3 separate regions of the Mus musculus genome follow, and regions 2 and 3 are each linked to region 1. Evidence: chromatin contacts called from ENCODE Hi-C or POLR2A ChIA-PET data. All regions are on one chromosome and are shown on one strand. Each heading gives the region's core, a stretch centred on a gene start or an enhancer-like site at or near the end of the contact. The rest is flanking DNA. Distances are from core to core; before and after follow the strand shown.

The links. Hi-C counts contacts between places; a loop is a spot of excess contacts on that map. ChIA-PET counts read pairs that join two places held with the same protein, here RNA polymerase II (POLR2A).
Region 2: a map of regulatory T cell shows a loop between it and region 1 (2.7-fold over the local background). The contact joins the promoter of Mterf3 here to the promoter of Zfp455 in region 1. A Hi-C loop is called at or near these places in 1 of 37 maps with a recorded cell type or tissue (regulatory T cell). POLR2A ChIA-PET finds 5 or more read pairs at or near these places in 1 of 5 experiments (Patski).
Region 3: a map of heart shows a loop between it and region 1 (2.1-fold over the local background). The contact joins the promoter of Uqcrb here to the promoter of Zfp455 in region 1. A Hi-C loop is called at or near these places in 1 of 37 maps with a recorded cell type or tissue (heart). POLR2A ChIA-PET finds 5 or more read pairs at or near these places in 1 of 5 experiments (Patski).

The regions. Positions count from the first base shown.
Region 1 is chr13:67,193,080-67,196,092 of GRCm38, reverse strand. It overlaps Zfp455 (zinc finger protein 455), which reads right to left and starts at 1,587. Exons shown (of 4, transcript NM_001048204.1): 1 at 1,499-1,587. The coding sequence starts at 1,504.
Region 2 is chr13:66,931,417-66,934,890 of GRCm38, reverse strand. It overlaps Mterf3 (mitochondrial transcription termination factor 3), which reads left to right and starts at 1,819. Exons shown (of 8, transcript NM_025547.4): 1 at 1,819-1,956. Ptdss1 (phosphatidylserine synthase 1) reads right to left here and starts at 2,061. Exons shown (of 13, transcript NM_008959.3): 1 at 1,205-2,061. The coding sequence starts at 1,383.
Region 3 is chr13:66,903,667-66,907,035 of GRCm38, reverse strand. Uqcrb (ubiquinol-cytochrome c reductase binding protein) reads left to right here and starts at 1,686. Exons shown (of 4, transcript NM_026219.2): 1 at 1,686-1,743. The coding sequence starts at 1,725. Gm10767 (predicted gene 10767) reads right to left here and starts at 1,621. Exons shown (of 3, transcript NM_001177750.1): 1 at 1,415-1,621. It also overlaps a transcript of Mterf3 not described here.

The DNA of each region.
Region 1 (3,013 bases), core at 338-2,837:
GACGGAGCAAACTGGAAGAATTCAGGGAAGACCAGAAGAAAGCATCCTCAGGTCATGGCAGAATCTAACACAAACTTAACTATCCAAAAGGAGTGAACATTCACTGTCAATAGGAAGAATAATCAAGCAAGGGAAAGAGGAGAGTCCTTCCTCACACAGTAAATCCAAACAAATAGTCACCCAAATGTACCATCTTTAACAAGAGCATGTTAGTGAAAACAAAGTTTGAATCCCACATGGATTGGGTCGGCAGAAGGGAAGCATGTGTACTTTGTAAGACACCAAAGTGTTGATTGCAGGGGTTTTCCACGGCTCTCACTGGAAGACATGGAATGAATCATAGAGAGTATTTCTCACGTCCATCAAGCATGATTAAATGTTTTCTGACACAGACTGAGGTAGCCTACATTGGCCTTGAATTTGCTATCAAGCAGGGGTTGACCAGAGGGTCCTGCCCCTCCCCCTCACAAATACAGAGATGACAGGAATGTGCCTCACAGTAGGCTCAAGTGTCTTTCTATCACAGGTCTGTTTACTTTAAGTCACAAGAATACACACAGGTCTGTGAGCTCTTCCTTACCCTGCTGACCTGACACAAAAGCCTGGCCCCCTAAAACAAGGCCACGCGAGATTTTCACCAGATACTAATACCCTGCTCATAAACGTTCTCAGGTTCAAGGCCTGATCAAGGCACGTTGACATAATCATAGTGTGCCAAGCAGACATTGTGTCTTATTTACAATTATTCAACCCTACTTTATGAACAGGAAACCTATCCAAGGTTTAAGGAAACCCAGCCCTCAAGGTAAAACCAGGTGGCAGGTTGCCTGCTTTGCTGACTTCCCTCTGTGTATCCACTACATGTGTTTCCTCACCTATAGTCAAAGACTCTCAGTGACCTCCCATCCTGGCAGATCTCTCTGCTCTGTTCCAGATTTTCCCATCTATGACCTGTTGGGACTTGGATTTTTATTCTCTCTTAATTCCTTAACTGATAGGGAAAATGAACATAATCAGGACCGTAGGAGGAGGCCAGGTACAGAGGATAGTGGGGCCAGGTACCCCATTTGCTCTAAAGGTACTGACTGGGGCATCTGACAGCATCCACCTGAGAATGGGGCAGCTAGGGGAGCATGCTTCCCAGCAAAGCTGTCAAAGAGTTCCCAGCACTGCCTCAGGTGCAAGTAGTCATCTCACCATCACTAGCTTGCAATCCTGACCCCTGCTACCAGTCTGTTCCTATGTCCAAGACACCCTGCGGTGTCCTATGAAAACCCTCACCTCAGACACAATCCCAATCGCCCCATTCCTGGTCCAGAACTGCAACCTCACGTGACCCAGCCAGATCAGCACAACAAATCCCAACAGCTTCTTTTCTTCCGTTCTCCCTCCAAGCCCAGGTCCGCTCAGTCCCCACCTTCCCCACACCCACTCTCCCCGCCTTTTCCCAGCCCGATGCTTGCACAAAGCCCCAGGCTGTGCTGTTTCATGAACCAACCTCCATGACAGAGACAACAGGCGTGTACAGCCGTTCAGGACTCTCGCAAAAACTTTGAGGAAGGCACAATGTACAAAACGAAAGCTAAAGTGGGATTGCCTGGATGGCTCCTCGTGATGGCACAGTTGCTTGGACTACATATCCCAGAAGTCTTTGCGAAGCTATTCCTGGAACTGAATGTGGTCTTTCCCTGGTCTTAGATTTGTAGCCTTCTCTCTGTTTTCTTTACTATTATACTATGGTAGGTACTATGGTAGGTACTTGGCCTACTTTAAAGCGCTCGACTCTAATGTAGACTCTGTCATAATACTCAGTATTGCAAATAAATAAATAATACTTGTTCCTTTGCAATTACACTCTGCATGAGACATACATGGATCAGATTCCACATCATGAAAAACAGTTTTGTGTAAATATTAGGATGTATATACTGTGGTTAGTTGGTCAGGGACACATTGAGAGTATAGATCATTTAACAAAGTTAAAACTTTAAAATGTTAATATATATTTAAGAAATTCCTTTTTAGTGGGAGCTGTACTACAATTTTAACGGTCTCCAATGGTTGTTCACAAACACAGGTACACATAAGCCACTGGGTATGTTTGCCCGTTGTTGATGTTGTTGTTCCTTCCCCTGCTCAGATTACACTTGGGAGGACACAGCTCCTGAGGTCACACTGGTATGTGTACTGGCCACTGGCCCATTATCCATTGTTAGAATTCTCTCTGCAGAGGTCTGATCTTTCTTACTCAATTTCCTTTCCCTGCTCTGATCTACAAGTGTTCCTATGTGACAATATTTTGAAAGTCAAAGCATCTGCCCTGAACTAACCTCAGTTTCTCAAAATCAGGACAGAGAAATGATTATTTCAAAAACAAATCAGAAATATCAAATAAGTTTATTGGAATTTGACAATCAAATACGTTAAAAAAAAACACCATACTCTGTAACCTGGAAGCCTCTGAGAGTTTCACTTTCATCTGTTTCTAAGAAAGACAATTCACTTCTCAACATGCCCATAGACTTTAATAGTCCCAAGACAGTCAAAGCCCAAAGTCTCTTGATGTTGTAATTCAATCAATTGCTTATTTCAAAGTGCTTACAAGATTACTCCTTCAACCTACCATGGACCAGTGGAAACCTGCCTTTTCCAAAAGGAGGAATAGTGACCAGGCAGGGAAGGATAAGAATAAGTTCGAGAGGAATGTGCTGTGAAAACCTAACCCCTACATCATCATATGCATTGGGTCTGTGGTTGCTGAATCATTTGGATGTCAAAGAACAGTGTCAACCTAAACTTCATCTGTGTGTTCTAAAGCACAGACATCCCCTTTCTAGATGTTGCTATGTTTCTAACATGAGGCTATGGTGGGGTTCCAAGTCCACTTAGCTGTCACCTGCATGTTTTATGAAGTGTGATCCCACCAAGATATTAGGAAGGACAGTATACACCCTACCAGTTACATGGTGAAGCATTTCTCTTAGCATGGCTGCAAAGCTCCATGCTGACCTAC
Region 2 (3,474 bases), core at 570-3,069, 260 kb after region 1:
TCATTTAGTCTTCCTAATCCTGAAGTGATTACAAACTCTTTATTCATTTTATAGGCATGGACCCTCACACTGAGAACAAAGTTAAATAACTTCCCTAAAATCACAGCCAGTTTTGAAATCTTGGTTACTCTTGGAAGCCATAATGGTTTGGTGGATAGGGTATGACTCCCCTCTCTTTAAAAAATGTAATTCAGATAATATAAATTATAAGACAGAAATAGGGGTGTGTATGTTGTAGGATCCATTAGCTCCTTGGCTGAGGTCAAGGGGCCACAGATACAATAGCTTTGTAAGGTACGAAATACACAGCTATTAGAAGTGATCTGAACATGTGTGTATATTTTTAGGGGAATAAGAGAGCCATGTTATGTTGTGTGCATTTTATGTGTTTTGTTTAGTGTGGTTAGCATTCTCTAGTCTCTAGATAATACACAACTGCTTGCCACTATCCCCTTTCAGCCAGTATTTTAGAGATGCATGAGAGGGCAGGATGTGCCCCTTGTGGTCAGCGGTAGCCTATAGAGTACAGTACATTGGAAATGATGGGTATTGGCTTGTGCTTCATGGGAGGCATCCACTGGGATGTGTGTCAACAGCGACTGCTGATGCTGTGGCATTGAGGTGGTGTTTGAGACTGGGAGAAGAGTTACATTAGATGACTTTGGGAAATGTATATAAAAGGAAAAACAGTGTGGTGCACCTCACATGTACATTTGTGTGTGTGCCTGGTAATACTGAATGCCAGAGGATTTTTCTGTGTATGGTGTGTGTTTTATGTGTGTAGTGTGAGTTGAAGGAGGTTCAATCATGAAATGGTTCATGCCATTTGCTGGAGACAGACCACGGATGAGTGGTTAGAGATCAGAGCCTTCTGATAGTGACAGAGAACGATACAGAGCAAGGGGTGTGGATCACCCAGCTAGGTGACCTGCATGAGTTCCTGGTGTGGTCCGACGTAGTGAATGAGAAAGATGGGATTTGGACATGAGGGGTGGCAGGTGGAAAAGTAGGCGGAGAGGACTGTAAGCCACGCGGTAGGCAGAGGAGCTGTGTGGCCCTTGTGTCCCCGAGCTTGCACGCGTGGAACAGCTACTCACTTCCTTACCACCAGCCACACCTGGCCACCCTCCCCTCTACTGCTTCTCGGTCTGTCGTCTCTGTCCTCCTCTCCCCGGCGCTCCGCGCGACTCCAGGCCAGACTTACCTGGTGAAGGCGAAGTACATGAGGCTGATGATGGTGAAGCTGAGCAGGGTGATGGTGTGCGGCCGGTAGAAGAAGTCTATGGTGATGTCCTCCACTTGCTGCTCGTTGATCATGCGGAAATGCATCCTGTAGTTCACATCATCCTTGCTCAGAGTCCTGCTCCCCACGCAGGACGCCATAGTTCTTCTCCCCGTCCTGCCGCGGCCCCGGAGGCCCCGGCCCTAGAAGGCTGGGACCCCGGCAGCGACGGACCGCAGCAGCGAAGGTGCCTGACGCTGGGGCGGGGTCTGGCACCCTGAGAAGGGTGCTAGCCCAGGGAAGGACCCGCGCGCGAGGGCGGGGTCGCGGCGCCACCACCGCGTCCCGGAGCAGGGGGAGAAGGCAGCCTGAAGAAGCAGCCTAGTAGGGCGACATCGTAGAGCTCTCACCCTCCCCACATTACGGCGGAGTGACTGATCCTGGGAACGCGGCGACCAGCTCCAGGGCCTGCAAACCCCAGGCCAGCTCTGTCCCGGTCCCCCGCGGCGTCCCTTCCCGCGCCGCCGCAGATGGTCTCGCCCATTCGCAGCGCAGCCCACGTGGGGGGCGGTGCCGGCCTAGCGTGGCGAATCGCCGGCTTGCGAAGCTACGGTGCACCGTATCCCCGGCGTAGGTTGCACGGTCGCTGTGAAGCAGGAGCGCGAGACCGCCGCCCGGCCGGATTACTGTCCGGCCTACCTGTACCCAGCAGCGTCCGGGAGCCTCGCGGCTTGGTAGGTATCGGTGACCCGGAGAGGAGGTTCGGGCTCGATCGGTCGGTACCTAAACCTTGTGGTGGCAACGTCGCCGGGCTTGTTCATCAGCTTCAGACTAAGGCCCCGAGGATGTCCCGGCTTCCTGCGGAAGTCCTTCCCGGATAAAGCCGGTTGGTTAAAGAGTCTAAGGACTGCGGCTGCGCTGCCCAGAGGCCCTTTATTACGAAGTGCATCTTTCATCATCGGAGCTCGGGATTAGTTGTAAAGATTTTGAACCTAGAAAAGCCTGTTTCGGCTCTTGTTCCTATTCCTAACAACAAAACAAGAGTGCCCGGTAACCGCTGAGAGCTGGCGTACCCTACTAATGAACTTGAGAGATTTTAAGGATTTTTTTTTTTCTTTTGCCCTCTTAATGTACATACCGTAAGGCGTTATTCACGAGTGCACATCTTTACTCGTTTCTGAGTCCTTTGTGTCTTTATTTGTCCTGGACTCACTTCCACTCAACAAACTGGAACCCTCCAAACCTCTAGCTTGGTGCTGAAAAGACCCTGGGAAGGTGGGTCTCGAGAGGGGGCGGGACTGTGCTGTCCTTCTGCACAGACTATCAATCATTGACATTGCTGAGACAGCAAATTTATGTGAAAAGGAGTGCACTGGCAAGTAAAAGTGGAGGGTGAACATTATTAGTCTTTAGCACTCAGATCTTTGAATGCAAATAGAATTTAACAGAGTCTACTAAATGTGGAAAGGGTATTGAATTTGATTCTGGACAGACTCTAGAATGAAATTGGGGTTCTGGGAGCTGGTTTGTAAGTACCCTAGAGCCCTTATTGTAATCCCCAACATTATAAAAAGTACTTTGATGCTGAGAGTGGACCAGTGTTTTTTTCTAGAATAGCATACGTAAAAGCATGTGGAGAATAGTGTCTGAACCTCCATCATCGTGGGCTACAGTGACATATCCAGTCTTGACTGTCAGGACCCCCACTTGTAGATTGGACCTGCCTGGCTGTGCTGAAGTTTCTCTCGAAGCTTGGTCTTGTCTAGGTGGCACAACTTAGTTCCTACTTTAACTATTTTGGAGATGAGAGGGAGTTTGAGGGGAAAATTGGCAGGCTTGGAAGCCCCTTTCCAACTAAAGTTTAGCAAAAATTGCCTATTCCACAAGGTTATTGCCAACACCGCCTTCCTATACCACTTCAGAAGGAAAGATTTGCCCTTGTATTATTCTTAGCAAGCATCCCCCAACTATAACAAGAGATTAAACTCTCAAATGTTTCTTCCTATTCAGGACATAAAACTATCTGAATCCTCTGGCTAGAGAAACAGAACACAACGGCATAAGTAAGAGTTAATTGACAGTTACAGGTTTTTTGTCTGTTTAGTTGAGAATACTGCTGGCTAACATTTATTGAGCACTTTCCATTTATTCATTTATTTGAGCCGTGTCACACTTGTAGAACTTTGAGCAATCTTGCCTCAGGCTTCTGAGTGCTAGGATTACAGGCATGACCTCCCCACTCCACGCTCCTT
Region 3 (3,369 bases), core at 437-2,936, 290 kb after region 1:
AGCTTAAGTCTGAAAGACAGCATGGTAAGACCACTATTGAGCTTTAATAAAGTACACTGTTTATATTTGAGCTATGTATCAGCAACTAATTTTGTATTGGATTCAGAACACTGGCTTTATTACTGAATAATTTTGTCTACATTTCTGTTTTTTTTTTGTTTGTTTTTTTTGTTTTGTTTTTTTTTTTTTGAGACAGGGTTTTTCTGTATAGCCCTGCTGGCTGTCCTGGAACTCACTTTGTAAACCAGGCTGGCCTCGAACTCAGAAATCTGCCTGCCTCTGGCTCCCAAGTGCTGGGATTAAAGGCGTGCACCACCACTGCCCAGCTCATTTCTGTATTTTTGACATTAAATCCAGTCCAAAATTCAGAAAAGATAGTTGATGTCAATGAGAGGGAAACCAAGAAATAATAAATAGTATCTACCTCAAAAAAAAAAAAAAAAAAGACCACTATCGAGTCATAGTAAAACTCAACAGTAACTCCACTTTCTGTCCTTAGTTTTTTATTTTAGACTCTACCTGTTGGGGTTGAGATCTTGAAAGCACAGTCTATAGTCTTTCTGCTTGCTCCATTTTTAATACTATATGCAAATTCTAAATATATCTTAGGGGTTTTGTTGTTGTTGTTTTGTTTTAGGTAAGGTCTTGCAGACTGATGCCAGATTCACTATGTAGACAACTGTAGTCTTGAACTTGCAGGGATCCTCCTGCCTCAGACTACTGAATTCTTGGATCTTGCATGTGCCATTTACTCCTACCTTAAAGTTAATATTTTTAAAGCTTATCCAACCTAACTTTCTACTAAAATTGTTTGATAGGGATTTTTAGGTGGGGAAAGTGAAGCCTAGAAGCTGAAAGTTATCTGGGATTGGTTGTGCAGCATATGATCCTAGAAATAAGGAAGCCCGAATTTGAAACTGGATTTCTCAATTCTAGTTAACAAACAAACAAACAAACCTGGACTCTACCCAATTTCAATGCCCTTGGATAACTTATTGAACTTTTCTGAGGCTCAGCTTCCTTCTCTCTTCAATACTGATAGCACCAGTAATTACACTGATGATTTAGAATTAAATGAGAATATAGCCACACTTCTGAACCCAAAGATTGCAGACCTATAGATTGAGTCTACCACAGATCGGGAAGGGGTATATCTGTGTTAACTATAAATGTTCATTATACCTGTGTTACTTCCAAAATAGTGCAGTATAACAGTTATTTGTGTGGTGCTTACTTTATATTCTGTATTAAAGTAATCCTGAGGTGATTTAAAGAATGCAATAGTGTATACATTATATTAAAACACCGCACCATTTGACATAAAGAATTTGAGCATCAAGCGTCCTCTAGCGTCCTAGCATCCCCTCCATGCATTTTGAGATGCGGTTTGCCTGAAAATCATTTACTACATTACCTGTCTCCAAGACTCCATTTATTCCGCAAAGGTTCTTTCCTATAACAGAGCATTGAATAACACTGTCTCCTAATTTCGCAGTACTTTCCCCATTGTGTCGCGAAGAATGTTTTTTGTAACAAGGCACACAAAAAGATCAGCCTAATGTGTGGAGTCCATTCAGGTAGGAAAGAGTAAATGCCTTCTGCTGGCGGTCAGAGCAGCGCCTGCCCCTCCCTTCCCCTTCCTAAAGTATCCAGGACGCCTGCGTAGGAGCCCGGCGTGTCCTCTAGGACTTACCCAGAAGGCAGCGCTTCACTCTCAGGTCAAAATGGCGGGCCGATCTGCTGGTGAGTAATTACTCCTCCTTTGTGGGTATCGTGGAGCGGTTGTATTTTCTCACGAACTTGTTCTCCTTTTGCGTTAGCTAAATAGCTAGTTTGTGATAAGAGACGTGGCGACCCAGCAGCTCAAAGGACAGGTTTCGCTGAGCCAGGTCGGGCCTGCCTGAGGGTTAGAACAGGGACCTCTGCCGGAAGGAGCCCAGCGGGGCTGACCGGGTTCGGCCTCCTTCCCCTCCGCCTTGGGACAGCTTAGGGAGGTGAGGAGGTCAGCAGACGACAGCCACAGCGAGTAGTGGGGAGCATTTGGAGTCAGGCGCAGGCCACTTCAGTGACAGTGATCGGAGCAAACAGCGCCCGAGCCCGCATGACGCTCCTAAGACTTGTCAGAAGAATTAAAAGGAAGTAAGATAGGGTTATAGTGAGGTTTCAGGTTAACCTTGGCATATCTGGACGGTGAGCTGGGGCTGCAGGGCTGTAAGGACTTTTGTTTAATGTAGGCACTAGAACAAATTTGAGATAGAGTGCCAGAATGTTTTCACATCAAATATTACTCACCCTCTCCCCTCCTATTTTTTTTTAAAGCTTAATCTTTGCCCACTGATGGTATACGTTGGAATAGTCTTTAAAAACAATACTGATAACCTTCTCACAGTCCCTGGAAATTCTGAAGGCATTAATTTTACCCATTTGACACAATTTTAGGAAAAGTATTCTGTTTTGTTGAGTTTAATACTTACGTAAGCCAGCTTCCTTTTCTGCAACAGGCTTTTGATCTATAATGTGGCAAACAGAGTAGTGCCTGACACATTTGTTAAGTAAATATTAATCGATATTATAATCACTGCTGTGTTAACAATTTAGTTCTTATGCTTTTTTTTAATATTTTTATTTTTTGAGCCAGGGTAGCCCAAGTTAGCTGTGTATTGAAGAATGACCTTGAACCTCTGATTCTTTTTTCCTCCACCCTAAAAATGCTGGAATTGCAGGAATGAATCACTATGCATGTTTTATGTAGTGCTGGAGTTGGAGCCCAGGGCTTTGTGGTGTATGTTAGGCAAGCAATATACCAACTGAGCATTAGCCCTTGACAATTTAAATTTCTCTTAGAAACAATTTTATGCATGACTTCTAATTTAAAGGTTGGAGGAAGCCATGTAGTAATCTGTACTGAGGATTAGGAAATTAGAAGGAGATAATAAGAAGGGAGCCTCTTTTTCCTTCTATGGTAAGAAAGTAGCCTTAACGCTTAGGGACTGAGAATATAGCTCAGTTGGTAAAAAGTTTGCCTTGCAATGTAAATACTGGCCTGATTTCGGTTCTCAGAACCCATTTTGTTTGTTGAGCTTTTTCTTTTTAAATAAACTGAGTTCCATTATATGAGACACGTCTCAGTAGCCCTAATCCATGCTTTTAATCCTAGAGCTGGAGACAAGGAAACAAGTGATCTTGGGGTTCACTGGCCTTTTAGCCTAATGTACTTGGCACTTCCAAGCCAGTGAGAGATGCCATCTCAAAAATGAAAAGGATGACAACGTCCTCTGGCAGTCACATGTTCCCTCCCCTACCCCTCACATTTTAAAAAGAAAGGTTAAGCTTGCTCTATCTTCTTTCTTGTACCACGTCTGGTCAACA